Regions from separate parts of the Homo sapiens genome. Here region 2 is linked to region 1. A link is an interaction called in ENCODE POLR2A ChIA-PET data of the cell type or tissue named here. Cell type or tissue: HepG2. All regions are shown on one strand. Links, peaks and the distances in the headings refer to the core of each region. The heading gives the core; the rest is flanking DNA.

Evidence for each region. ChIA-PET counts read pairs that join two places held together with the same protein. Peaks named below come from ENCODE experiments on the same cell type or tissue, not always from the same donor. Only the 100,000 strongest peaks of a DNase experiment are listed, where the experiment ranks them.
Region 2: POLR2A ChIA-PET joins it to region 1 with 8 read pairs; 2 of 35 experiments call an interaction of 5 or more read pairs at or near these places.

Annotation. Positions count from the first base shown.
Region 1 is chr20:38,666,969-38,682,030 of GRCh38, forward strand. No RefSeq gene overlaps it. Among named protein-coding and RNA genes, the nearest start is that of SLC32A1, 50 kb to the right of the region's middle. RefSeq lists a silencer at 7,489-7,598. In HepG2, for the core only: no CTCF peak of the experiment used is centred there; no DNase peak of the experiment used is centred there; H3K27me3 peaks cover 1,441 bases.
Region 2 is chr20:38,907,256-38,922,317 of GRCh38, forward strand. PPP1R16B (protein phosphatase 1 regulatory subunit 16B) reads left to right here. Exons shown (of 11, transcript NM_015568.4): 9 at 551-680; 10 at 773-938; 11 at 10,902-15,062. The coding sequence ends at 11,411. Among named protein-coding and RNA genes, the nearest start is that of FAM83D, 12 kb to the right of the region's middle. RefSeq lists enhancers at 735-1,234, 13,099-13,970. In HepG2, for the core only: no CTCF peak of the experiment used is centred there; DNase peaks (open chromatin) are centred at 6,596 and 7,990.

The sequences.
Region 1 (15,062 bases), core at 3,442-11,441:
GGTCCCATACCCGTAAACTCCCCAGATTTGGTGAGTTAAAGATGGCTGCCAACTCTTTGCCACTCCTTCCATGAAGAAGTGGAATCCAGGCCGGGCGCGATGGCTCATACCTGTAATCCCAGCACTTTGGGAGGCCGAGGCAGGCGGATCACGAGGTCAGGAGATCAAGACCATCCTGGCTAACACAGTGAAACCCTGTCTCTACTAAAAATACAAAAAATTAGCCAGGCGTGGTGGCGGGCGCCTGTAGTCCCAGCTACTTGGGAGGCTGAGGCAGGAGAATGGAATGAACCCAGGAGGTGGAGCTTGTAGTGAGCCGAGATAGCGCCACTGCAGTCCGGCCTGGGCGAAAGAGCGAGACTCCATCTCAAAAAAAAAAAAAAAAGAAAGAAAGGAAAAAGAAGTGGAATCCATTTCCCTTCCTCTTAAATTGGGGCTGGCTCTGTGGCTGGTCTGGCCAGTGGAATGTGACAGTAGTGACACCGTATAACTCTGAGACTGAGCCCTAAGAAATTAGCAGATTCTACCTTTGCGGCTTGAAATGCTCCTTCTTGGAACACCATCACCATGATGTGAAGAAGCCCAAGCAGCCACGTGGAGCGGCCCTCTTTAAGTCTGTATCATTTACCAGTTGCATGAGTAAAGCCATATAATACCATGTGAAGCAGAAGAATCCTCCAGCTGAACCCTGACCAGGTCCTTGACCCACAGAATCATGAGCAAATAAAACTATTCTCCCTTTAAGCTAGTAAGCTTTGAAGTAGCTTGTTATGAAATAATAGATAACCAAAACACCAGGAGAGCTTAGTTTTCCATTCATAGATTCTCAAATACCAACACATGTGGTTTAAGTACCTGATGTATGCTAGACCCTGTGCCCAGTTCCAAAGCAAAATGCCACTCACGCTGGGGAACTGGAGGCATCAGGAGACGGCACAGAGGCAGAGAGCAGAACCAAGAGCCCAGAGATAAGAGCAGACAATTAAATAGAAACCACCTATAATTAAAGGGGTCACAAAATAAGGTGGGGAAGGCAATTTTCATTGCTACTCAGACCACACAGTGTTGAATTCAGGTATCAACTCTGCATATTTGGAAATAGGTGCCTGGGCCACATGGGAGGGATTCTGAGGTGAAGTCTGAGCTCCGGGGTGATGGATTCATGGTGTCTACAGTAGTTGGGGAGAGGAGAATGCAGGTACCTGTCTCATGCCTGTGCTTCTTGAGCCCATGCTGTCCGCTGGCCTCTGTGACTAACTCTTCTGCACCTACTTAGACAAGGAGAGAGGCGGGAAAACAGGTTGTTCAGGCAGGCTTTGTGGGGGCTAGAGCAGAGAGGACCCCAGGCATGCATTCATACTTTTCAAACTGGAGTTATAGACCTCCTTATAAACCAGCAGGGCAGCTTCAGAGGGTTAGTTTTTAGTTTAGTTTAGTTTTGTTTTAAAATGTCTTCTAGTCAATTTAGTTCAAAATTCCATCATCTTGTTCTGTATTCCTGGGTCAGACTTTCACCTGGCTCTTTTTTTTTTTTTTTTTTGAGATAGAGTTTTGCTCTTGTTGCTCAGGCTGGAGGGCAATGGCGTGGTCTCAGCTCACTGCAACCTCCGCCTCCTGGGTTCAAGTGATTCTCCTGCCTCAGCCTACCAAGTAGCTGGGATTACAGGCACTCGCCATCACACCCGGCTAATTTTTGTATTTTTAGTAGAGATGGGGTTTCACCATGTTGGCCAGGCTGGTCTTGAACGCCTGACCTCAGGTGATCCGCCCGCCTCGGCCTCCCAAAGTGCTGGGATTACAGGCATGAGCCACCGTGCCCGGCCTCTTTTTAATACTGATGTCTGGGCTCTACCCACCCACCCGCTTCATGCTTGGGAGTCACTATTTTACAACTCCTCAGCTGATTCTAACATGCAGCCAGGGTTGAGAAAATAGCGCCTAACCCTTGGAGACACACAGCTGATAAAAGGAAAGTCTTCGTTCTCAAGAAACGTCTAGGTTTGGGGTGGGGAGTCGGGGGTAAGTAGGAGGCAGTTGTGTGCTGAAAACGTTTCTGTGTTCCAGGGAAAAAAGGCTTGATTTTTAGCATTTGCTGATTTTTGTGATATAGATACTTTCACTATGGCCGATTTCAAGCCACCAATGTGATGTAACTGAAAGCTGGGTTGGGATGAGAGGCACAATGGCACACCACATACTAGAGGCAGGCACATCCACAGCTCATGACAACGCTGGGTGAGAAGGGCTGCAGTTACTTTGCACTGGACCAGCATCAGACCAGCAGCCTTGGCACCACATGGGTGCTGGTGAGAGAGGCAGAAGCTAAGGTTCACCCCAAATCAACTGTATCAGCATTTGTGCTTTAACCAGATCTCCAGGCGATTCATGAGCACATCCAAGTTTGAGAAACTCTGCTCCAATAAATGGATCTGTAAAAACCTTTTCTGGGGCCTGACATGGCATGGTGGCTCATGTCTGTAATTCCAGCACTCTGGGAGGCCAAGGTGGGAGGATCACATGAGGCCAAGAGTTGAAGACCAGCCTGGGCAACAACATACTGAGACACCTGTATCTACAATAAAATAAAATAAAATTAGCTGGGCATGGTGGTGAGTGCCTGTAGTCCCAGCTACTCAGGAGGCTAAGGTGGGAGGATCCCTTGAGCCCAGGAGTTTGCGGCTGTGACGATCAATGATTGTGGCAGTGTACCTCAGTGTGGGCAACAGAGTGAGACCCTGTAGAAAGAAAGAAAAGAAAGAAAGAGAGAGAGAGAGAGAGAAAGGGAGGGAAGGGAAGGATGGGAAGGAAGGGAAGAAAGAAAGAAAAAGGAAGAAAGAAAGAAAGAAGGGAAGAAAGAAAGAAAGAATGAAAGAAAGAAAGAAAGAAAAGAAAGAAAGAAAAGAAAGAGAGAGAGAGAAAGCAGATGGAAATAACCATACCTAGAAGGGTCAGAGAAACCTTCCCAGGAAGAGTGGCATAAGAATTGGGTTTCAAAGGATGAGTAGGAGTTTTCCATACAGATAAGAGGTAAGAATGGGGAAAGGAATTGTTGAGAGGGATGAGTATGGACAAAGGTATAGAGTGGGGAAAAAGTGGTGTGGAGAGGGCATGGGGTGTAGTGGGAGGAGACGAGGCTAGAGAAGTGGGTTCCCAAAGTGTCACCTGACCAGCAGCATCTGTGTGCTGGAAACTCTTGTGAAATGCAAATTATGAGGCTCCCCTCCTAAATCTACTGAATCAGAAATTCTGGAGGTGGGACTAGAATCTGTATTTTTTATTTTTTATTTTTATTTTTTGAGACTGAGTCTCAATCTGTCACCCAGGTGGAGTGCAGTGGTGCAATCTCGGCTCACTGCAACCTCCGCCTCCCAGGTTCAAACGATTCTCCTGCCTCAGCCTCCCGAGTAGCTGGGACTACAGGAGTGCGCCACCATGTCCAGCTAATTTTTGTATTTTTAGTAGAGACGGGGTTTCACCATGTTGGCCAGGATGGTCTCAAACTCCTGACCTCAACTGAGTCCTGATTTCTGAGAGACAGACAACGGCATGTGTGTGACTGACAAGTGGGCTCTGCTGAGCACCGATGGGTTTGCTGATGGGACAGTTATGGAGAAGAAATCTCCTGAAAGCATCCTCCACCTTGAACTCAAACTCACTAGTGACCTTGGCTGAGATGTCACTTCCTCTGTAAAGCCTTCTCCCTGCCAGCCACTCTCCATCGCTGTGACCCCACTGCCTCCTCAGCCCTCCCCATTACCTCTCAAGCTGTTCTCTAATGGCTTAGCTGTCCTTCCAGCACAAGGCCAGGACCTTGTACATCTTGGTATGACATCCCCAGCACACTGCCTGACGTTACCCCCATTCCAGCAGCTCACTCTTGATTGAGTACTTACTGAGTGTGAGCATCATGCCACGGGCTTTACCGGAGCTGTGTCATTTAAACCTGAGAACTGCCCTATGAAATGGGTACTATTGTTGTCAACCCCATTTTACAGATGAGGAGACTGAGGCACAGGAAATAAAATACACTGCTCAAAGCCACATGGCTGGTAAGCCACAGGCAGCCTGCCTCCAATAGACAAACACATTTTGTTGTTGTTATTGTTTTTGTGCTTGTTGCAGGAAGGGAGGGAAAGGGGGAGGGAAAAGTGGGATTTCCTGAGCATCTTTATCACCCATGAGGTCCACAGTGCCCTCCCAGACTGCTGGCTATTCTCCCTTCACTCTGAGGGACACTGCGGAAGGACCTGGAAGAGCTGAGCCTTGTCCAGGAGCAGTGGCTGCTTTATTTAGGGCCTAATGAGCCAGTGTCTCTGCTGTGACTCAGCCACGGCCCAGGGGTCTCCAGGGAGAGGGGACTGTCTGCAGGCCCTGGCTAGCAACTCTCTGCTAACAGCACCTTTCAGCTCCCGCTCTCTCAGCTGCTGTAGCCATTAGTGCTGAAATTAGCATCGTAATTGCCTTTTAACTATTCTTAGCTGTGAAAGAGACCAGGCTGCCCCGCCTCTCCCTCCCTGCCTAGAGAGCAGTGTTGGCTTCCCTTCCTGGATCTAAGGACCACCCCCTGTCCACACTCCCGAGCCTCAGTTTCTTCATCCTCCAAGTGAGGGTGATAATCCAAGCTTCAAAGGCTTATTGTGATGCATATAAAATGCTTGTCATAGTTCCTAGCACACTGTGAGCAATGATGCCAGTTGTTGTGTTTGGAGACCCAGGAGTGCAAGGATATGTATGCAAGTCCATGTCATAACCAGCGTTAGTGCTCAGGTCCTTTTGACTCTGAGCTTAGGGCTCTTCCTGTCCCACCGTGTCAATCCTTAAAATGTGCCTTTCCCTGCCAACAATGGCTTGTTTGTAGGCTGGGCAGTCACTCTTGTAATCCCAGCATTTTGGGAGGCCAAAGGGGAAGAATCACTTGAGGCCAGGAGTTGGAGGCCAGCCTGGGCAATGTATCGAGATCCCACCTCTACAAAAAATTTTAAAAATTACATGGGTGTAGTGGAGTGCTCCTATAGTCCCAGCTACTCAGGAGGCTAAGGTGGGAGGATCACTTGAGCCTGGGAGGTTGCAGTGAGCCAAGGTCACACCTCTGTACTCTAGGCTGGACAGCAGAGTGAGATCCTGTCTCAAAACAAAACAAAACAAAACAAAACACAATCATATGAGATGACAGTAAACAAGATCTTGCCTGAAAACATTCAGCTTTGTCATCATAATTAGAAGATTTTTACTACAAAAAAATCAGGCCTCGGTGAAGAGAGGGGACTCACCCCAAAGGAGTTGCAACCACTGGGTCATCTAGTTTGCCCTCTTAAAAGTGTGAACACTAACTTTTGATATGCAGCAAAAGGTTGAAGGGACGGATGATGAAGCCCAGCTGCCTGGTTCCAGTCCAGTTCTGCCACTCCCCCCAGGGTGACCTTAGGCCAGTTACTTAACCTCTCTGTGCTTCGGCTTCCTATTCTGCAAAATGAGGATAATAATGCCTTTCCGGCAAGTGTGTTCTGAGGTATGAATCAGTCAATGTAGTGAAGCACCTGGCACAGCAGTAAGACACAGTGAGAACCAGGTAAGTGTTTGCTCTTATTACTCATTAGGCATCTTTACTTACTTGCTTGTGTGGCTTCTAAACTGCAGTTTGGGGAGGGGGTTCTGCAATCATCAGCAGCAAATTGTTTTTAGGCCAGTCACCATCACATGGACGATGTTTTCTTACCCTTGGTTTAGACTTGAATCCCAATCAGGCCAGGAGGGGAGATCCCCAGGCTGACCCCGTTTAAGGTGCAAAAACTGAGGCTTGAGAAAGTTAAGTAACTTTCCCAAGATACACACATTATAAAAAGAGGAGCCTGGCCTTGAATTCGGTCAAGTCTCCAGTGCTGGGCACCAAGTAGCAGGCCCCTCAGCTGGCCCTGCATCTTCTTGGGCCTCCCCATAACCCCTGTCAGCAATCCCCGTTTAATGCGAACACCATATCCTTCCCTCCTGGCGGAGGCATATCTGGCAGTGCTTAAAAGCACAAATAAGCTGAGATTGATATGAGGATGAATTGAATTAACATTTATACGACCAGTACAGGGCGTGGCACAGGATGAGTGCTAAGTTAGTAATATTTATGATGATGATGACTATTACTATTATTATTCTGAGACAGGGTCTCACTCTGTTGCCCAAGCTAGAGTGCAGCGGTGCAATTAAGGCTCACTGCAGCCTCCACCTTCAGGGCTCAGGCGATCCTCCCTCCTCAGCTTCCTGGGTAGCTTAGACTACAGGCGCGTGCCACCATGCCCAGCTAATTTATTTATTTATTTTGTAGAGAAGAGGTCTCACTGTGCTGCCCAGGTTGCTCTCAAGCTCCTGGGCTCAAGCGATCCTCCTGCCTCGGCCTCCCAAAGTGTTGGGATTACAGATGTGAGTCACTGCACCTGGCCTATTATTATTTAGCTCGGAAAATCAACCCTAATGACCTCACCGGATACACCACTTCCAGGCTTGGATTTTAGGTTCCCTACACAATTTAGGGCTGTGTCCTGGCTTTAAATATGTAAATGCTGCTGTGAGAAACACATCCTCGGGAGGGAGAAGGGGTGGGCTCAGAACCTAAGACTTTCCAGGAACTCAGATGGGGACTTGGGAAAGCTGTAAAGAAGAGGTCCCTGATCTTATGAAGTTTATGGAAAACTACCTAATTACAAAATTACTTCACGCCTTGAAAAAGAACGGAATGAACAGGACGCTATCATACAGAATAACGGAGGGGTGGGGCTCCACTTCTGATCAGAGGGTCAGGGAGGACCTCTTGGAGGCGGTGATAGTTAAGCTGACACCTGAAGAAGCCAGTCATGCAAAGAGTGGGTCAACAGCTTTCCAAGGCAGAGGGAATCAGGAAAGCGATGGGCTTGTCTGAGGAACAGAAAGGACAACGAACGTGTGAGTCACACTAAGGGGCGCCGTGGTGCGGCATGAGGCTGGAGCCTGATCACTCGGGGTCTTACTGGCCACGGTGAGGAGTCAGGGTTTCATGCGCCCCTGCAGTCAGAAAGCATGGCCCAACCCCAGTGCCCTAAGTCCGGAAACATTCAAAGCTGGACCCAGGGTAGCGGGATCCGGGGCCTCTGGGGACCCGAGAGGGACGTTAAGTTCAGGGCTTCAGGGTGCAGCCCTGGGGTCGGTACCCCCAGCCTCCAACCCAGAGCTGGCAGCGCTCGCCCCCTTCTCCGCGCGGGCCCTCAGCTCAGCTCCCTCTTCGCTCCCCGTGTCCCCGCGAGCGGGAGGGAGGGGATGCTAGGACGCCCTGTCGGCGTCGTCGCCGCTTTCCGCCATTGTTTAGTCGTGATGCTCTCATTTTCTCTGAATCAACAATTTTCTGCTCGGCTCCGCGCCGACCGGCGAACGCGGGGCTTTTCCTCGCCCGCCTGATGACAGCAGAGCGGCGCGGAGCAGCTGGTCCGGAAGGAAGCGCCAGGCGCCTGCCCGGTCCCAGGCGTCCGCTGCCGCCCACCCACACCAGACCCCGCCCCCGCGCGTCAAGCCCCGCCCATCCATACCAAGTCCCGCCCCCACACCCTCACCCACACACCAGGCCGTCCCCACCCCGCCCCCAGAGCCCCGGGGCGCCCCGCCCGCTAGCCGCGCACGCGCAGTGAGCACGGCGACCCCCGGTGGTCGGGTGTCTCCGCAGGCCGAACACGCTGCTCGCCCAGCTGCGGATCATTACCGCCCTTTTGTTCTCCGTCGCGCGCTCGCCCCACGCTAGGAATGCAAACTGTAGGCGCCGCCAGCCCCCCCTTCCTGTTTCCCTGGGTGGGAGTGGGAAGGGAGTTTTAAACTGAATTGTGCTCAGACTCCCAGCCCAGTCTTCCCGGAGCCATCCGTTCCTTCATCCAATGCGGACACCCATATCTAAGGTTCGGGCAGGATTTCCGGGGCACCCTCAAACCCAGCCCGTGGGATCCGGGAAGGCCTCCTGGAGGAGAGTCCACGAGGCACGGAGCCGAGGATGGGGTTGGGGTTAGGTCTTGGAGGGCTTCGAATTTCCGGCAAAGGGTCTGGGATGGTTCTTGAGGACAGCAGGGATTTGCAGGGAGGCTGGGGGTGGAGGTGGGCAGAGGTCTTGCTCACATTTGTGTTCTACAAAGGTCCTTTTGGCTTTTGGGAGGCGGAGACTGAGACTGGAGTCCAGAGGACCAAGGAGGACGAGGTAACTGCCGTGGTCCAGGTGGGAGAAAATGTCGGTGAGGTCTTGGGGGATAGAACGCAAAAGAAGACTAGGGAGTAAAATTTACAGAACCAGTGGCTAGTCAAGTTTAGGGGTGAGGGGGAAAATGAGGACACCCCCAAGATTCTGACTTCCGTGACCATATGGGCGGGGGGACGTCTCCTGAGAAACTGGGAAGGAATGAGGGTTGCTGGGCTGAGCAGATGAGGGAGACCTCGTTCTCCCACCCCCTTCCTAACCTTGTACTTTCCACACCTACGTAAGTAGGCCCTCGTTTCACACAGGCCTCTGTTCAGCGTCCCTTCCTCTGAGAGGCCTTTGCTGACCACCTTTTGTAAGACCCTCCCCATCCCCATACCCTACCCACTGTTTCTTCACGGCACTGACCACCCAAAGTTGTATTTGGATTTGTCTATTGGTTTCTTTTCTGTCTCCCCCACAAAACTGTGAGCTCCTTGAGGACAGGGGCTTTGCTCGGTTCTTTGCAGTATTTCCAGGACCTGGGACACCATTGCCTAGTCTCTGCCTAAAGAATGCATGAATGAATGAATGAGGCAGTGCAGGGTCCAGGCCTTGCTGGTTCATCACTGCATTCTGAGCTGAGCACTAAATAGCAATTTGCTCAATAAATGCATGAATGGATGGATAGTTGCTTCACAACCTAGTAGATAAAATCTAGGCCGGGTGTAGTGGCTCATGCCTATAATCCCAGCACTTTGGGAGGCCGAGGTGGGTGGATCACTTGAGGCCAGGGGTTCAAGACCAGCCTGGCCAACATGGTGAAACCCTGTCTCTACTAAAAATACAAAAATTAGCCAGCCGTGGTGGTGCGCACCTTTAGTCCCAGCTACTTGGGAGGCTGAGGCAGGAGAATCACTTGAACCCAGGAGTCAGAGGTTGCAGTGAACCAAGATCACACCACTGCACTCCAGCCTGGGTGACAGAGTGAGACTCCGTCTCAAAACGAAACAGCCTGGTAGGTAAAATCTAGAGTCATAATGTGAGGAGCAGTACCGTGAGATACCATCAGGATAATGGATTAATAATAGCCCATGTTTATTGAGCGCCTCCTTCACACCAGGGCTGTGTTGCCTGCTGCAGATGGGTTATCTCAGTTAGTCCTCATGTCATCCCTATGAAGTAAGGACTCTTGGTGGCTCCATTTACACACATGAGGAAAATGAGGCCCAGAGAGGTTGAATGATATGCCCAAATTCACACAGCTAGTAAACGGCAGGGCCAGGATCTGAACCTAAGGTGGTTGCACTATTACCAAGTCACAGCACAGTACATGGATGCTATGGCTTGGTGGAAAGGGTCAAAAGCATCCCCACACCCAGTCCAAGGCTCCTCCTAACTTAGATGATTTCTTCTCAAAGGGTCAGAGGCTCCATGTTGCCCCAGCCAGGCCCAGAACAGCAGCAGAGGTCTGGCTGAGTAGAGAGATGCTGATACTAAGTCTACCTGGCCAGTCCTCGACTGTGGGACCAGCACTCCACTTCATGTGTGTGTTATAACATTCGATCTTCAGAGCAAACTTGGTGAGGCCCTCGCGGTAATCATTCCCATTTTCCAGATGGAGAAAGTGAGGCGTAGTGAGGTAAACCAGCTTACCTAGGGCCACACAGCTATTGTGTGGGACAGCTGGTGTCCAAACCCAGGCAGGCTGATTCCAGATCCCACCTCTGTGCTTCCTTTAAGCTGACCACAGCAGGAGGCTGGATGAGGCCAGGCCAGCTCAGGCTGGCCATTCTCAGTGCCAGATGGTGGCTGCCAGGCATGGCTGGAGCGGTGTTTACCCTGTGGCCATTCTGCCTCTGCCCATTGAGAGGGCAGCCCTCTCAATCATCATAAACCGAGGCTGAACCAAGATAGCAAATCCGCATCCTCCATCCCCTGTCACTGGACATCCTGTATTCAATCACCCACATATTCATTTCTTCTAATCTTTCTCTCTTGACTGTGATAAAGTCACTTTTATAGTGCTGAGAACGTGCAGTTCATTTGAATTAAGTCTGCTGGAGTAGATTAGTTTGTGTGGGAAAATCAGGGCTATAAAAGAAGGCATATTTCAATGGTTCTTTTAACTGATTATGCTCTAGGGTCTTATTGTAAGAATCTCATTTGGGGTGTGGGGTGTGTGTGTGTGAGAGAGAGAGAGAGAGAATTGCACACTCACTTCTAGAACCCTGGAGTGCTGAGGAAGACCACCTAGAAGCCTCCCTATAGGAAGGGTCTGGGCTTCCCTTAGAGAAATGATGAAGGGAACTCTGCTATTATCTCCATCAGGTGGTGGCTGCCCAACCTCTGGGGAATGGGGCAGATAATTCACTCTCATGTAGGAGGGCCCTAAAAGACTTGGGTGCAGCTGAAGATGATCAGCTCATGCCCAACAGAGTGCAATGGCAAAGAAAAGTGGACTGATTTGAATGCCTCCAGAGCCCCATCTGGGAGGAGAGGGTAGGCAGACATTGCCAATCTGAGGGTTATTATGCAGTTACTGTCTGCCTTTCCTGGGAGCTCTTTGAAGATAGTCCTGTTCATCACTGTCTGCCCAGTGCCTGACCCTTTGGAGGCCCTCAGTAAACATTTGGTGAATGAAAGGATGGAGAGAATGAGGAGAGCTGGCCATCAACACCAGCTGTCTACCTGGGCCAATAGAGAAGTTGCCCCTAGGAAGGGTAGACCCAGCAAAGGTCCAGGGCATCAGGGTTTCCAGACCCAGCAGCTCATGCTTGACATTCAAGCCTCAGAAGCAACTGTCTTCAAGGGACTATGTGAGTTTGGACAATGAGCATTTCAGCAGTGGCCAGTGGAAATGGAAGAAAAGAGGATTCTCCCCACATGACCTGCTCTGGATAAACCCTTGTGACCTTTCTTCCACTGGCAGGGGTAGGGGTGTGGTGAAGAAGCTTCATTAGGACAAATTAATTTCCTTCTTGGCCAGGTGGATGGGGATTTAAAACTGACCCCATTTGATTCAAAGAAATAAGTGATGGGATGATTCTGGCTCCTAAAATTATGGGGTTAATTCAACTTATTTCAGGAGTATTAAATGGGGTTGTACAAGTGCCCCTGGTCCTAGGAGAACCTCTTTTAAGTTCCTCCACCTGTCAAGATGACTACTTTGTTACAAGAGCTAGAATCTACAAGAGGCCAGGTCTGCTAGGGCCTCCCAACTGATGGTACAACAGACAACCTGTGGCTGAAGGGAGAGACCTTCTAAAACAGCCAGCCTTGGCCAGAGCTGTCATGTCTAAGGACAGCATGTCACTAGTTCCCCCAGGCCCCTCTGCCTCAGCACCCTCTCCTCTCCAGTTACCTCCTACTCTCTCCCTCCAGAGAGGAATTGCAGCATGGGGTGATTGATGGCTATCAGGTATGTGATTATGCATGTGTGTCCAAACCCACCTATGTGGGCATGCTCTGTGCGTTTGTATGTTTGCTCTCTGTATATGAGAATACGCGTGTACATGAACTTGCATGCTCTGTTAGGGATGTGCTTATGTGTGTGTGCACATAGAGTCTAGGTTCTGTGTATGTGTGTGCATGTGTCTCTGTGCATGTATGGACTATCACATATAGTCACACTGTATGTGTGACTGTGTGACCACAGGATACAGGGCCCTTTGATGATAGAGGGAACTCCCCCACCACCTCCCCTGCACCCAGAGCAAGAGGGCTTGTGTTGGCAATGGACTGGCCTTCTGTAGGAAAAGTCCACCCACTGAGGGGCCTAGGTAGATCTAGTCACAGCCTCGCATTAGCTGCTTCCCTGCCTCAGAATTCTCCTGGGTGGTCAAGCCACGGAGAAGCAAGTGGCTCCCATAGCAGGAAGAAACAGTGACAATCTCAGGTACCCTGTCTGAAGGGACAGTGTGGTCCTGGCCTGTGGTTGTTCAGGATTCTAGTGTATAGATGGGGTGGTAACTTCCAAGCCATCCACCACTTTTCTCTCCTCCACCAATGCAGGGGTAACATCCATCAGGCAAGGTGCTGGCAGTTTTCATCCTGGCTCTAAGTCCTTAGGAAAGTCATGTCACCTCTCTGAGCCTTACTTTTCTCATGAGATAGAAAACCTCACAAGATTGTTAAGAATTACATAAAAATTAAATCCTGTGTAAAATGAGAAAATACCTTCTGACTAGCCACTTCCTGAGGGCATGGGCATGTCAACTTATCTTCGTGTCCTCGTGCTTTGCCTGGGATCTGGTGTATGGCAAGCTCTCACCTCATATTTCTATAAACAATTTTGAAATATGTAAGCCTTTGCAGCTTCCCAACATAAATTCATTCACTCATTTATTAATTCAGTACACTTTTATGGAGCATCTACTATATGTTTGACACTATTTGGGGTATTGGGAATAGAGCTGTCAATAAAAGGGCTTACTTTCTAGTGCACATTAGCATACTAAAGGCTCTGAGAAGTCCAGCAGTACCAGGTTTCTGATAAACTTTGTTTAACCCAGCAGTCTCTGTGTTTAATTATGGAATTCCCCACACCTCTTTCAACCTTTTTTTTGCTAATATGCAAATTTAATCCTGTTCCATTCCTCATTACCTGTTACACTCCCAACTCTAAGCCCCTTCAGAAGGGCTATGGAATATAATAATTAAAACAACTACTCTGGAGCCAGACACCTGTGTGTGTGATCCTGGGTAAGCCTCAATTTATTCATGTGTAAAATGGTGATAATGGCTAGGATTAAGTGAGATAATGTTGCATCTCCAATGCTCAGCATTGTGCCTGGAATGTAGTATAATTCATTTAAATAACACCTATCACTCCAGGTCTCCTCAACACCTATGAGGTAAGGCCAATTGTCCTACATGATACCCAATGCCCTAATTGCCTCCCCAGAGTTATCTGAAATCATTCTCCTCCAACTCTCTTTTATGAGCTGGTCATTCGGAACCACTTGCCAGTTCCCATGGCTCTCAAACAGCCGCCTGTTGTTTCATACCTTTGCTCTCATGTTGCTTCCTCTTCTTAAAATTTTCTTCTCAGTCTTTCCTACCTGGAGAACATACATTACATTCATCTCCCGAGTCATCCCCTAATCACCTCCTCCATTAAACACGTACTCACTGCCTGATCCTTCAGCCCCAACTGATCCACCAGCCAACTGTATTTGCATGAGTTATCCAGGCAAGACCAGTAGAGGAATCACCCAGTTCATCTACAGAATCATGAGAAAATAATATGTCATTATTGTTTTAAGCCTTTAAGTTTTGGAGGTAGTTTGGTATGCAGCAATAGACAACTAATGCAAGCTCCTTGAGGCCAATAATAACTAACTTCAACTCATCTTCATCTCGCACCTTGTCATTCAGAGGAGTACATGGGGACCCCTAGGACCATTGGTGAAGCCAGGAGAGAGTGAATGCCCTTGGTTGTCTCCATTCCAGACTAGAGGGGGGATAAATGAGGGACCTCCACTAAAACATCAGTGGAAGGACCCTAGGAAGAATGAACTGTCTAGAGAACAGACCAACAGATCCTCAGCGGACACTGTGAGCTGTCCAGGGTCCTGAGTATTCTGTTCTAGGGGAACACAGTGCCATGCTCTGATCTGCCCACTCCTGTGCCAGGGTCACCCTACTCAAGACCCGCCCTAGTGATTGTTATGCTGACATCTGAGAGAACCAGCCTTATAGTGGGAATAGAGGATTTGACATCTGCTCAAATGGAATTGAAGTTGATTCTTACACCTTCACCCTTCCTTCTCCCTTCCACCCTCCCTCTCAGGAACGATTTGACCATTATAATAAAAATCCAGCTTTATGTAAATACCCTATCCTCCAAGTAATAAATGCCATTAGCTGAGCCTGACTGAGCAATCGCATGCTTTTAAACATCCATTTGAAGATCTTTGAAAGCTCTCTCGAGGCTCTTGCTCATAATTCACTAAGTGGGAGTTGGTAATAACTGTGTTAAATGGCCAGGCCCTGCAATTCGCGGAGGTGTGTCTGTTTGTGTGTTGGTGGTGGTAGTGGCAGGGGGTGCTGGGAAGAGGATGCCCTTCCTTCCATGCTGATCGGTTACTTATTTTTAAGAGTCCCACTGGGGGCTCACAGTCCTTTGATGAGCTACTAATGAAAGAGCCAGATCTAACAATTAATTTCCCCAGAGTTATTATTTATTGTTTTGGCAACATTTCTCTGAAAAGCCTTAATACTCACCTGGCTTCCTGATGGTTGAGGAGAACCATGGGTTGAGAAGAGAAATTAGTTTTACCTGTTTATTCAACAATCATGAATTGAGCACCTGTGTGTGCCAGGCACTGCACTGGAGCAAGATACACCCCTGCCTTCAGAGAGTCCCCAGTTTGGTGGGGGGCAAGATAGGGAAGGGAGCAGGCATAACAATACAGTCTAATACCTATGATAGAGGGGACAATGTAGGGGGCTGTGGGAGCCAGGGGTGGCACATAGCCAAGATTGAAGGAGTCAGGGAAGGCTACAAGAGGAAGAGTCCTTAATGATGACCTAGAGCTAACAAGATAAATAAAAAATAGGGAAAGGAAATACTGTGAGAAGAAGGACCAGTATCTTCAAAGACTCTTAGAAGAGAAAGAGCATCCATAAAATTCTGGTGAGATAGTGTAGTACTGAGAACTTTGTCACTGCTGGTGGGAGTGTAAATTTGTATAGCCATTTGGGTAAACAGTTGGACGCTATGTAGTAAATTTGGAGATATGCAAGCCCTTCAACCCAGCAATTCCATTTATGTCTAGAGATACTTCTGTATGTATACAACATTAGGAGACATATACATAATAATCAGAGCAGCATGGTCTGTAATAGGCAATGACTGGAAACAACCAAAAACCTATCAAAG
Region 2 (15,062 bases), core at 2,478-10,477, 240 kb after region 1:
TGAGGTGGTAGATGGGTAGATATTATGAGGTCTGGTTGAATGGATGGGTGGGTGGGTGGATGGATGGATGGATGGATGGATGGATGGATGGATAGACAGAAAAATAAGTGGATGAGTGGGTAAAGGATGAATCTATGAATACATGGCTCAGTCAGCAATAGGTAGATAGATGGATGAAGGGGTTAGGTAGAATAGATGGGAGTATGTAGCTTTATTAGCATCTTTGCATAATTTATTGCTTGGGCTATGTGGGGTACCTGCTTGGGGACTCTTCTTGGAAACTATCAAAGAGCAACATGAATCCCTCGGTCATAGCTGGGAAGCTTAGGAATTGTGACTGTGCCCAGAACCTGGGTTTCCCATTCTTATAATCCTCTTATAAACACACTCACTCAACTTTGGCTGGCATTGTTTTCTTGCCTCCCTGCATGCCCTGAAAGATGCTTGGAGTTTTCAGTGGGTTGGGGTGGCAGCTCCTCTGGTCTGGAGCACCCTCTTGCGCCACAGGTCCTGGCCCCGTCCCCCACAACAGACTCCTCTGCCCCTTCAGACCTGTGCGAGGAGGAAGAGTTCAAGGTCCTGCTGCTGGAGCTAAAACACAAGCATGATGTGATCATGAAGTCACAGCTGAGGCACAAGTCATCCTTGAGCCGGAGGACCTCCAGCGCAGGCAGCCGTGGGTGAGTCCGGGGCAGGGCAGCCAGGAGTCCCTGTGTGTGCTCCTGCCTGTGGTGCCTGGGTGCAGCCTCTAGGACCCACTTTGTCCTCTCAGGAAGGTGGTGCGGCGAGCCAGCCTGTCGGACAGGACCAACCTGTATAGGAAGGAGTATGAGGGAGAGGCCATCCTGTGGCAGCGGAGTGCAGCTGAGGATCAGCGGACCTCCACCTACAACGGGGACATCAGGGAGACCAGGACAGACCAAGAGAATAAGGACCCTGTGAGTGGCCTCACGCCCTGCCCTAGTGTCAGCCACTGCAATGGGAGGAGAACAGGGCCCAGCCTGGCCTTGCCTCTTCAACTGAGAGCCTTCAGAGGGAAGTAGCCAGGCACTGCCCTTAAACTAGCATATCCAGTCTGATGATGATGGCTACTGTAGTTAAACCAGCAGATTCAGTCTGATGGTGGTGGCTGCTGTAGTTAAGGAGGTGATCGGGGAGTGTGTTAGAGGCTGAGCTGGGTGCTTTGGCACACAGGTAGGTCTCCTAATTGACAGGGGGTGAGTGTCCGCTATGCGCCTAGCTGTGCTCCAGCACACCTAGCAGTGGACTTCCAAGGAGAGAGCTTCAGTAGGGCAGTCACCCAGGAGCTGAGGGTGCTACAACTTCTTTTTCAGGAAATATAACAAGATATTGAGAATTGTGTTTATCAGAACATGTTTTTTGAAAAATGGAGTAGGATCCTAGTAGGACCTCTGAGAAGCCTGCTCCTGTAGCAGCCAATGGTCCTTTAAGCTTTAAGCTGCTTTCATTTCTGATGGCTGCTTTAAGAAATTATCACAAACTGGATGGCTTAACATGGTGGAAATTTATTCTCTCTCAGTTCTGAAGGCCAGAAGTCTAAAATCCAGGTAACACCAGCATTGGTTCCCTCTGGGGGCTCTCAAGGGGATTCTGTTCCACGCCTCTGCGAGCTTCTGGTGGCTCAGGCGTTCTTTGGCTCTTGCTAGCAATGATTCTAGTCTCTGCTTCTATCTCCACATGACCTTTTTCTTCGTGTGTGTGTGTCTGTTTTCTTTTTTTATTTTTATTTTATTGGTTTTTTTTGAGACAGGGTCTTGCTCTGTCACTCAGGCTGGAGTGCAGTGGCATGATTATAGATCACTGAAGACTCCAACTCATGGGCTTAAGCGATCCTCCCACCTCAGCCTCCCAAGTAGCTGGGACTATAGGCGGGGGCCATCACGACTGGCTAATTTTCAAATTTCTTGTAGAGATGAGGTCTTGCTGTGTTGCCCAGGCTGGCCTCAAACTTAGCCTCAAGCAATCCTCCCACCTTGGCTTCCCAAAGTACTGAGATTACAGGTTCGAGCCACTGTACCTAGCCTGTTTTTTCCTCTTATGAGGACACCAGTCATTGGATTGGAGCCCATGCCAATCCAGTATGACCTAATCTTAATTTAATTTATTACACCTGCAAATACCTATTTCTAGATAAAGTCACATTCAGAGATTCCAGGTAGACATGAATTTTTGAGGGACACTACTTAACCCAGAACCAACACACTCACTCAGCATGGCTGCTTTCTTGCTGAGTGGAGTGAACAAGTTTGGGGCTGGAGTGGAATTGCTGAGGATGAGGGAGAAGTTAACTGTACCAGAAGTGGTCTGCCATTTTCGTTCTTCCACTACACCACGAACAGATGAAAACATGCCTAGAGAGTTTAGCCTTGGTGGGATGAAATTGATTAGCTACCGAGCATGCCCACGTGTCTCAGAGGGACCCTGCTTCCCAGCACGAACAGTGGGGTCACCTACTGCCTGTCTCACCAGGAGGTGTGAAGGTGCCTGCCCAAGGGGAGGCCACATCAAAGCCACCAGCTGGTGATGGAGAGGGCACGTAGGGAAGATTTGTTCTGCCTGGCCCCTTAGTCTGAGGATTGGTGAGAAAAGAGATGTAGATCAGTATCAAATCACATTTCAGATGTCTCCCAGCTGTGCTTTATTTATTTTTCCTTTGTGATTGTGGTGTAACTTAAGTATGGTAAAGCAGACAAATCTTTTTTTATTTTTTTATTTTTTTATGATATGGAGCCTCGCTCTGTTACCCAGGCTGGAGTGCAGTGGTGTGATTTCAGCTCACTGCAACCTGTGCTCCCGGGTTCAAGCGATTCTCTTGCCTCAGCCTCCTGAGTAGTTGGGATTACTAGTGCCCGCCACGACGCCTGGTGGATTTTTGTATTTTTAGTAGAGATGGGGTTTCACCATGTTGGCCAGGCTGGTGTTGAAGTTCTGACCTCAAGCAATCCTTACCCACTTGGACCTCCCAAAGTGCTGGGCTTACAGGTGTGAGCCACCATGCCTGGCCAAGTAGACAAATCTTAAATGAGATTTTCAACAACCTTTTACAAATGTACACACTCAGATGAATTCATAGAGCATTTTCATCATCCATGTTCTCTCTCCGTCCTTTCCCCCACTCCAAATGTAGTCACTATTTAACTTTGAGTTCTAAAGATTAATTTTGTATATGCATATGAATGACCCTGCAGTTTCTTTCGTGTCTGGCTTTTTTTACATCTGTGAGAGTCACCCACGTTGTGGCATATAGCAGTAGTTTTTTTTTGTTTTTTTTTTTTGAGACAGGAGTTCACTCTGTTGCCTGGGCTGGAGTGCAGTGGTGTGATCCTAGCTCACTGCAGCCTTGACCTCTTGGGATCAAGCGATCCTCCCACCTCAGCCTCTTGGGTAGCTGGGACTATAGGCATGCACCACCATGCCTGGCTAATTAAAAAAAATTTTTGGCTGGGTGCCGTGGCTCATGCCTGTAATCCCAGCACTTTGGGAGGCCGAGGTGGGTGGATCACAAGGTCAAGAGATCGAGACCATCCTAGCCACATGGTGAAACCCCATCTCTACTAAAAATACAAAAATTAGCTGGGCATGGTGGCACGCGTCTGTAGTCCCAGCTACTCAGGAGGCTGAGGCAGGAAAATCACTTGAACCCGGGAGGTGGAGGTTGCAGTAAGCCAAGATCGAGCCACTGCACTCCAGCCTGGGGACAGAGCGAGACTCCGTCTCAAAACAAAACAAAACAAAACAAAACAAAATTTTTTAGAGATGGAATCTTGCTATGTTGCCCAGGCTGGTCTCAAACTCCTGGGCTCAAATGATCCTCTTGCCTCAGTCTCCCAAAGTGCTGGGATTATAGGCACGAGCCACTGTACCTGGCCTCATTCTTGTTTTTTTTTTCTTTTTCTTTTTTTTTTTTTGAGATGGAGTCTTGCTCTGTCCCCCAGGCTGGAGTGCATTGGCGCGATCTCGGCTCACTGCAACCTCCATCTCCCGGGTTCATGCCGTTCTCCTGCCTCAGCCTCCCTAGTAGCTGGGACTATAGGTGCCCACCATCACGCCCAGCTAATTTTTTGTATTTTCAGTAGAGACGGGGTTTCACCGTGTTAGCCAGGATGGTCTCGATCTCCTGACCTCGTGATCCACCCGCCTCAGTCTCCCAAAGTGCTGGGATTACAGGCGTGAGCCACCACGCCTGGCCGCCTCATTCTTTTTTATTGCTTTCTAGAATTCGATTGTTTGAATATTAAAATTTACATATCCATGCTCCTTTTTTTTTTTTTTTAAATTGAGACAGAGTCTCGCTTTGTCACCCAAGCTAGAGTGCAGTGGCGTGCTCTTGGCTCACTACAACCTCTGCCTCCCAGGATCAAGCGATTCTCCTGCCTCAGCCTCCTGAGTAGCTGGGATTACAGGTGCGTGCCACCACGCCCGGCTAATTTTTCTATTTTTAGTAGAGATGGGGTTTCGCCATATTGGCCAGGCTGGTCTTGAATTCCTGACCTCAAACGATCCACCCTCCTCGGCCTCCCAAAGTGTTGGTATTACAGGGGTCAGCCACTGCTCCTGGCCTCCATTCTCCTTTTGGTGGACATTTGGGTTTCTTGTTTCTGGCTCCTGTGAATAAAGCTCCTATAAACATTTTTGTACATGTCTTTTGGTGGACATAAGCACTATTTTGTGTTGGGAAAACACCCAGGAAAGCAGCTGGAGTCACGGGTAGGCATATGTTTAGCTTTAGTGGATACTACCAAGCAGTTTTCCAAGGTGCCTTGTACCTGTCTGCTTTCCCATGGCAGAGTGTTTCTTGCCAACCCTTGGTATAGTCAGTCTTTTTTTTTTTTTTTTTTTTGATACAGAGTTCCGCTCTTGTTGCCTAGCCTGGAGTGCAATGGCGCCATCTCGGCTCACTGCAATCTCCGCCTCCCGGGTTCAAGTGATTCTCCTGTCTCAGCCTCCTGAGTAGCTGAGATTACAGGCACCTGCCACCATGCCCAGCTAATTTTTGTGTTTTAGTAGAGATGGGGTTTCACCATGTTAAGGTGGGAATTCTCAAAGCATGGTCCCTGTACCAGCAACATCAGCATCACCTGGGAACTTGTTAGAAATGCAGACTTTGGCTGGGCACAGTGGATCACAAATCCTGTAATCCCAAAACTGAGGGAGGCTGAGGTGGGAGGATCTTCTGAGCCTAGGAGTTACTGGACAACATGGCAAGACCGTATCTCTACCCCCCACCAAAAAAAAAAAAAAAAAAAACAATTAGGTGGGTGTGATGGTGTGTACCTGTAGTCTTAGGTCTTGTGAGGCTGAGGCAGGAGGATTGCTTGAGTCGAGGAATTCAATGCTGCAGTGAGCTATGATAGCACCACTGAACTCCAGCCTGGGTGACAGAGTGAGGCGTGGTCTCTAAAAAAAAAATAAAAATAAATAAATGTAGATTCTCAGGACCCACTCCAGATGTGGCGATACTGCTGCACACAAGAATTTCAGAACCACTTATTTGAGGAATAATTTGTTCAGCCTGACCCCCAAATCACATTTCTTCCAAGGCTGTGCCCTGTTAGCCTTCAGGGATGACTTTGGTTCACTGTTTTTTGTTTTTGTTTTTTTCCTCTGAGACAAGGTCTCACTCTGTTGCCCAGGCTAGACTGGAGTGCAGTGGCGCAAACTTCGTTCACTATAGCCTCTGCCTCCCAGATTCAAGCAATTCTCCCACCTCAGCCTCCTGATTAGCTGGGACTACAGGCACCCGCCACCATGCCCAGCTAATTTTTGTGTTTTTTGGTAGAGATGGGGTTTCCCCATGTTGGCCAGGCTGGTCTCGAACTCCTGACCTTAAGTGATCCACCTGCCTTCGCTTCCCAGAGTGCTGGGATTACAGACATGAGCCACTGTGCCCCTTGTTTTTTAATCTGATGTTTAAGTAGCAGTACAGACAAACTAAATCAGAATCTCAGGAGTTGGGACCTCAGCATTGTATATGTTTGTCATTGGTGTTTTTTTTTAATTTTTTTTAGATGGAATCTTGCTCTGTTGCCAGGCTGGAGTGCAGTGGCTCAATCTTGGCTCACTGCAACCTCCGCCTCCCAGGTTCAAGTGATTTTCCTGCCTTAGCCTCCTGAGTAGCTGGAACTACAGGCGCACGCCACCATGCCCAGCTAATTTTTGTATTTTTAGTAGAGACGGGGTTTCACCATGCTGGCCAGGATGGTCTCAATCCCTTGACCTTGTGATCCACCCGCCTCGACCTCCCAAAGTGCTGGGATTACGGGCGTGAGCCACCATGCCTGGCCATGTCGTTGTTTTTTAAAGCTAAAGAGAGACTGTTTTTGAAGTGATTGCAGCAGTAAGTAGAATGCATCGACCACAGAATTGGCAAGATCTTGGAGGTCAAGGAGAAAGGAGTTCGTTTCCTAGGGAGGAAGACAGAGGCTGCAAGGACTGAGGGTTGGGGGTGGGATGAGCAGGTGGTGTAATTGGACAGTTGACCAGGAATGTGTGTCTGGTGGTCAGCCCATTTCCAGAACGGTCTTCAGGAGAGTTTTTCTGCATTGCAGTGCTTGTTTACCCTCAGGGTGAGTCAAAGTCCAGGATCCTGTGGGGAGGGGAGCAGCTTAACTAAAATTTGGTTAAATCATTTACCGCTGGGCGCAGTGGCTCACGCCTGTAATCCCAGCACTTTGAGAGGCCCAGGCAGGCGGATCATCTGAGGTCAGGAGTTTGAGACCAGCCTGGCCAACATGGCGAAACCCTGTCTCTACTAAAAATAGCCAGGCGTGGTGGCAGGTGCCTGTAATGCCAGCTACTTGGGAGGCTGAGGCAGGAGAATCACTTGAACCTGGGAGGCAGAGGTTGGAGTGAGCCAAGATTGCACCACTGCACTCCAGCCTGGGCAACAGAGTGAGACTCTATCTCAAAAAAAAAAAAAAATCATTTAGCAAGCATTTAATTTCGGTTGATAAATTGACAGTTTAATCATTTCAGAGGAAAAGAATGAGAATTTGGGGGACTGTGTTTGGGTTGTCCTAGGAAAAGGAGGGGTCGTCTGAGCGTTCTGGAAATCCTATGGGGAAGGGTGATTCTGTGCAGTCAGCCATTCCCCAGAACACAAAATGTGGGGGTTTTGTTTAACCTTCCTGTTGTCCAGTATCTCAGTTCAACATTGCCAAGATGATGGTGCCTACCACAAAGGGTGTTCTAGGGTCAATTGTGTTCTTATTTGTATAGAACTCAGCCCATAATTTGTACCTCATTAAGCATTAGGCAGATAAGTACATTTAGAAGTTCCCTGCATCATGAGAAAACCTCTTTCGTCTAACCCACATCCTTCAGGCTGGAGTTAATTCCTCTTCCTTCAATGCTCTGATTTCTGACACTGGAGATGGATATAGGTGGGTTTTGTTTTCTTTTGTTGAGACAGGGTCTCATTCTGACAGGGTCACTCAGGTTAGACTGCAATGGTACAAACATGGCTCACTGCAGCCTCACCCTCCTGGGCTCAAGTGATCCTCCTGCCCAGCCTCCCATGTAGCTGAGCCACAGGCACGCACCACCATGCCCAGCTAATTTTTAAATATTTGGGTAGTGATGAGGTCTCACTATGTTGCCCAGGCTGGTCTCCAACTCTTAGGCTGAAGCCATCCTCCCACCTCAGCCTACCAAAGTGCTGGGATTACAGGCATGAGCCACTGCACCCAGCAGGGATTTTTTTCTTTTTAAACTAATAGATTTTTTTTTTCCGAGCAGTTTTAGAACTCTAGAAAAATGAGTGGAAAGTACAGATATTTCCCATATACACCCCCCTCCACCCTGGTTTCCCCTGTTATTAACAACTAGCATTAGTGTGGTACATATGTTATCACTGATGAGCCAATATTGATACATTATTATGAACTAAAGCCCATAGTTTACATCGGGTTTGCTCTTTGTGTCGTAACTCCTGTGGGTTTTGACAAATGCATAATGTCATGTGTCCGTCATGATAGTGTCACACAGAATGCTCTCGCCACTTGGTTTAGGTGGTTATATTAGACAGTTGAGATTGTGAACAACTGGTGAAAGAGACCAGGGCTGTCCCACTAAACAGCCCTGGTATTCTACTTACGCTTCCTCCCCAAACTCTAGCAATCACTGATCTTCTACTGTTTTCATAAGTCTTGCTTTTCCAAAATGTTATATACGTGGAATTATATAATATGTGATGCTTTCAGATTGGTGTTCTATATGGTTTTTTTTTGAGACGGAGTCTCACTTTATTGCCCAGGCTGGAGTGCAGTTGTGCAATCTTGGCTCACTGCAACCTCTGCCTCCTGGTTCAAACAATTATCCTGCCTCAGCCTCCTGAGTAGCTAGGATTAGAGGCCTGCGTCACTGCGCCTGTCTAATTTTTGTGTTTTTCTTTTAGTAGACACAAGGTTTCACCATGTTGGCCAGGCCGGTCTCGAACTCCTGACCTCAAGTGATCCATCCACCATAGCCTCCCAAAGTGCTGGGATTATAAGCGTGAGCCACCACGCTCGGCCTGTACATGTTTTTTTTTAACTGTCTAGATGATGCCAATGTGCATCCAAGATGGGATCAGTGTCTCAGATCTTTGCCACTCTAAGCATCAGCAGGAAATTCTTAGAAGTGCCAAATTGCAGGCCCCAACCCAGACCTATTGAATCAGAATATGGATTTTAACAATATCCCTAGGCAACTCACATACACATCAAAGTTTGAGAAGCACTGACTAGGACCACCAAGAAACGGTCTCTCCATGACATGGCATCAGTCTGCCTGCATAGTTCAGAAGGAGCCATTAAAAAAAAAAAAAAGGTTGGACTCGGTGGCTCATGCCTGTAATCCCAGTGCTTTGGGAGGCTGAGGTGGGAGAATCATTTGAGACCAGGAGTTCAAGACCAGCCTGTGCAACATAGTGAGGCCCTGACTCTAAAAGGAGAAAGCGAAGAAATACACACTCATAAATGGAAACTTACTATGGAAAGTGTTCTTTGCCTTATCACATATTACCATATATATATATAACATATATATGTTATATATGTTATATATGTATGTTATATATAAATACATATATATGTTATATGTACATATATGTTATATATGTACGTTTTATATATATTTATATATGTATGTTATATATAAATATATGTTAGAAAACTAGATTATAAACTAGATTATATATATATATCTTGGACATCTTTCCATGCCAGCTTGTGGAGAATTCCTTCATTCTTTTTGCCAGCTACAGAGCATGCCAATAGAAGTACTGGCCACAGTGTCCTGCTTGCCCAATGATGACTTTCAGGCTTTGCACTAATGAGAGAGAAAATCTGTGAAATGGGCTTGCTGGTGCAAAGTATACAATCTTTTCTAAAAATTTTTATCATTATTATTGTTTTTATTTTTTACTGAAGAGCTGGGGAGAGAAGAAAGGAAAAAAAGAAAAAAATTTCAGTGAAGGATGATGCAAAACTGTCCATCAAAGAGACTGTAGCAATTTACATTCTCACTTATTTCCCCATACCCCTGCCAACACTGAGTAATAACACACTTTAAACGTATTTGTCAGTGTGATATCCAAAAGTGATATTTTGTTGTTTTAATTTTTATAGTATTAACGATTAGTGGGGATGAATATTATTCCAATGCCATGTATATCTATATATTTTGCTGTGGGCTACATATTAGTATCCCCTGCCTACTATTTTTATTGGGTAGATAGGCTTTTAAAAATTGACTTTTGGCTGGGTGCGGTGGCTCATGCCTGCAATCTCAGCACTTTGGGAAGCTGAGGAGTGTGGATCACTTGAGGCCAGGAGTTCAAGATCAGCCTGGCCAGCATGGTGAAACCCCATCTCTACAAAAATACAAAAATTTGCTGGGTGTGGTGGTACGTGCCTGTAATCCCAGCTACTCGGGAGGCTGAGGCAGGAGAATTGCTTGAACCCGGGAGGCAGAGGTTGCGGTGAGCAGAGATTGCGCCACTGCACTCCAGCCTGAGAGACAGAGCAAGACTCCGTCTCAAAAAAAAAAAAAAAAGGACTTTTAAGAGCTCTTTATACTTTTAGAAAATTAGTCTCTTTTCTGTAATATATGTTGAAAATATTTTCCTAGTTTCTTCATGTGTCTTTTGACCTTGTTCCCTGTTCATGGTGATTTTTGCTGTGCTTTAAATGTTGTTGCATGTATCTATTTTTTAGTTTATAGTTTTTAGGAAGCAGCTACTTTTCAAACTCTTGTTATCCAAGGATTATTAGGTGTACAGGATCCCTGGGTAAGAATCTTTGTGAGATATGCTTCATATACAGAGGAAGGATTACAAGTGACTGAAAAACCCAACTCAAATGGACTTACACACAAGGAATTTATTGGCTTGTGCAACTGAAAAGTCTGAGCCTGGAAGGATCCTGGACTTCAAATGGGTCATCAGGATGCAGTCTCTCTTAGCCTTTCTTCATGCCAACTTTACTTGCAAGCAGACCCTTCAACATAGTATCTCCCCAGCCCTCAGCTTACGTCATTCTTACTACCCACAGTTCCTACAGAAACTTCTCTTTCCCAGTTGTTCTAGCAAAAGTCCCAGGGTTGCTTCACTGAAGCAATTTCAGTTAAGAACTCATCCCTGGGCCAATCCCTGTAGTGAAATATGTTGACTAGCTAGGCCTTGGGTCATGATCCAGGCCCTGGAGCAAGGCCAGGGGTCGGTCAACTGTACGGAAATTCATAGATTGGGGGTTCCCCAAAGGAAAACCCTGGCCCCGATACCCAGGGAGAGAAAACAGATAGAGGAAAAGTCCAAACAATAATGCCCTCAGCAGAGAGACAGGTGGATAGTAGGTTCAGATCTTCCAGCCAGCTGGTAATGTTGTCCTTCTCACTCGCAGAACCCCAGGCTGGAGAAGCCCGTGCTACTCTCCGAATTTCCTACCAAGATCCCACGAGGTGAACTGGACATGCCTGTTGAGAATGGCCTCCGGGCTCCGGTCAGTGCCTACCAGTATGCGCTGGCCAACGGGGATGTCTGGAAGGTGCATGAGGTGCCTGACTACAGCATGGCCTATGGCAACCCTGGCGTGGCCGACGCCACCCCGCCCTGGAGCAGCTACAAGGAACAGAGCCCTCAGACGCTTCTGGAGCTGAAGCGGCAGCGGGCTGCAGCCAAGCTGCTCAGCCACCCCTTCCTTAGCACACACCTGGGCAGCAGCATGGCCAGGACGGGCGAGAGTAGCAGTGAAGGCAAGGCCCCCTTGATCGGAGGCAGAACTTCACCGTACAGCAGCAATGGGACCTCGGTATATTACACGGTCACCAGCGGAGATCCCCCACTCTTAAAGTTCAAGGCCCCCATAGAGGAGATGGAGGAGAAGGTGCATGGCTGTTGCCGTATCTCCTAGTCTCCGTGTGATGGAGGAGGGAGATGCCTGGGGAGGGGCTCCTGGAATCCAGGCCAGCCCAACAGCCCTGGCTGGGGAGGTGTCAGGGCAGCTGGGGAGAGGTGGGCTCTGCTTTTCAGAGGAACTCAGACCCCAGCCCTCAGCTGGCTGCCCATAGCATCCCATGTCCCACGTCCCGTGGTTCTGCTTCCTGCTGCATCGTCTGCCATCTGACACAAGGCCTGTCGTGGCCTCCTGGTTCACTCTGCTGTCTGATCTTGGGAGGGTGGGCTTGAGATCCCAGCTCTATTCTTGGTATAAAGGCTTCTCCGGATCAGTACATGCATGTCACATTAACACACACACACACACACATATACACACACACACAAGCTCGATCAGTGTGTGTAGGAATGACATACCTGGGCTCAGGGGAAGCAAGGGGGCTTAGAATTTGTGGGGTATTCCCAAAAGGATGGAAGTTAAGACTCAGAGTCTCATTACCACTGCCAATGTGGTTTTAGCAGGGGAGGGGACCTGCTAAGCTGAGACCCATAGTCCTGCTCAGAGTTATCCCAAAGTCTGAGCCACCAGCCACACCTGACAGGGGTGAGAAGTCCTCGCTGTGTTCAGAGGGAGCCAGGAATCTACATGGGTAGATGAGATAGACACAGACCTGCTCCCCGCAGCCTTGTTGAGAGCCACACTTCTGCCCATGCCAGGAGCCAGCTGTGTGACCATCCAGGGGTGGAGGGGGAAAACCAGGCAATTTCGTTCCTGGAATCAACCAAATCATGTTTTCCTCTTGGATGGAAGTGTCAAAGGCAGAAGGGTGTGGGAGGGGGACAAGGTCAGTATTTACCAAAGTGTATCTGATTTTAAAAATTCCTTTAGTCTGTAAAACTCCTAGAGGGAGGGAGGTAACTGAATTCACTTCTTTTTGTGGATCGTATCAAGGTCACTGGGTTTTACTGGCTGGTGCTGGGAAAATGAAGCTAAGTGAGGAGCTTCCATTGGAATGCTTTTCCAGGGAGAGAGGCCAGTTAATTTAAAAAAAACAGTCGCTAGTTAACAGCGACAGAGCCCAGCACCCTGGGGTCTTTGTGAATATCCAGACTGTTTCAGCCCAGCCCATCTCAGCCAACCCTCCTTAGACTGAGCTGTCAGAGCAAGCAATTAGGGGCCAGCCTGCCTCCACCTCCCACCCCCTTCCACCTCCATCAGTCATGTGTGCAGAGTCAGTGCTCGGGATCCCGGGCCCAGCTTTTGCCTTTTTGGGGATGCTTGGTGAGACAGATTTGCCAGTCAGCCCTTTTGAGTTCCCGCCTCACCCAGGGGCTCCCAGCCTGCACTTGCAGGAGTGGTGATGCCCCAAGTCTGCGAATCCAGGGTGCACGTGGTCAATATCCCCTCCTGCATTCAGGAGAGCCATGGTAGGGCTAGAGTTGGGTCTTGCCCAGCCCTGCAGTTTCATAGTCCCAGCCTTCCTGGTGCTGGGGAGGGAGGACTGTGAATGGCTGTTCTCCCCTCACTGCTGAGTCTCCCAGGACCCCCTTTGGAGATGCCCATGGCATGGGCACTGCCCACAGGCTCAGCCAGAACCTCTTGGTGTACCCGATAAGCTGCAGGTTATCCCTTGCTCTGTGCGCCTTTTATTTGTCCTTAAACTACCTCCTTAGAGCTCTGAAGGGGTCTCCTAGTTCCAGATTTTAATTTGGGGAACAGATCTGGGTTCTTTTTAACCCTCTTCTTTCTCAGTCTATGAGAAACTTGCCCTGAGGGGCACCTGGGCTAGGGGCTTGGGACTGGAAGACCATCCCCGCCTTGTGCCACAACTTTGGTCATGGGATCTGCTCTTTGTCATTCTTAGCCCCCTACTGTGGCCCCCATAGCCCCATAACCCAGAGAGGGAGCTGGACTTCAGGGAGCCTGAGTGATGCTTTCCCAGGAGCAGGGCAGCTGGCTGGACCAGAAAGTAGAGGGCCCATGGGAGTGACTGCACCCTTGGTGGCTGCTGGAAGGGGAGAGGTTCTCAGCATCAGGCCACCTCCACCCCAATGCCAGGATAGATGTATTCTAGAGTAGGGGTGGAGGCGGCCCAGGAGGCTGAAGACAGGTGCACAGATGCTTCCCACGACCTTGCCATTTGGGGTGGGCTCTTCAACATCTCAGGCTGTGGCTGGAACAGGACAGGATGATCTAAAACACACGTACCATTGGCTGTAAAACAGTATGAGCCCAGACTGACGCTGAAATCCCTCATGAGCCAACCTTAGCTACAAGGTAGGGAGTTCTGAGGGAAGCCGCGTGCTCCTCAGGAGAGAGCTGTTTAGGTTTTCCGATCTTTTTGCTCAGGGGCCAAACACTGAAGGCACGTACTGCCCAACCCACTGAGCGCCTGAGGCCATTCCCTCCTTTTCCGCATGCCTCCTGCCTCCTGGGCTATTCCTCTCCACCCAGAAGGCTGGGAATCCCAGCTGATTCCCTGACAGGAGCCGACTTCACACACAGGTGACTCTCAGGCATTGGCTCATGTTTTCAGCCAGGGATAAACCATCCCTTCTTGGGGCTTTAAGTCCCTGGGGAGCTTTCCCTGTAGGTCTCCTGGGTGTTGAGAGACAAGTTGGAGACCAACCTCCAATGAATGAGCCGCGGTCATTCATTAATTCACTCACGTAATTTACTGAGTAGCTGCAACATGCCAGCCTCTACGTTAGGTTCTGCGGATAAAGGAGGAATAAGACAGAGTCAGGAGAACTGTTCCTTGTGGTTTCCGTCCCTTGGGGACCACAGGCATCAGCAGTCCCATTCAAGTCACCTGAGGCAAAGTGTCTGCATCTTCGTCCAGCGACCCTTTGCTTTTCGGCTCCTAGAATCCTTAGAGTCTGAATTCCTTTAGCTGGGAACAGCTGTCATGGTCACCCCTGGATAACATTTGCCACCAAGTATAGATGCTGGATCTTGGGTTCCAGGCAGACATCATCCAGGTCCATCTGGAACTTTCAGTGATAGCTGCCTTCAGCCAGCATCTTTGGGGGACTCTATAATAGCAGCTTGAGATCAGTGTCTAGAAGACTGTTCTGCAATTTGCTGCCAAATGCATCTCAGGTTTTTAAAGTCATTGTTTCTTGCTCATGGTGGCTCATTTATTACATAGTCCCCTCACCCCACTAATGGATAATGGGAGGAAAAGTTGCTGCTTCCTTCAGCATCAAAGCCTTTCCTTGGGAATCTGCCTCCCTCCATGGCAGGGGTGGATTCGGGAGCTGGGAGTAACCAGGCAAAGTCAACCAGATGCCTAGCTCCTGCTGAGACCCAGGTCCTATGGCAGCTCCTCATTAGATTAAAGGAGACCACTTCCAAAGCAGGTGCTGCATGGCTCACCATCATATGCCCCAAACAACTGAAAGTTGGCGGTTATCACCAGACTGTGAGTTTCTGGCAAGTAGCTTGGGGAAGCTGAATAAACTCTAGGCCCAGGGCTACTAAAGACTTCAGGATAGAATTCTCCATCAAATATACAGCATAAGTAAAACTGCTCTGCACTGTTTAATCCATTTCCAAGGGGCTTAGAAAAGCTAACAAGGGTGTGTCCCCTGTCCTGCCCCACCGGTTTGCTGGCTTTGTAATAACATAAGACCATTGTGGTTGTTGGTGTCAGATACCTTCCCA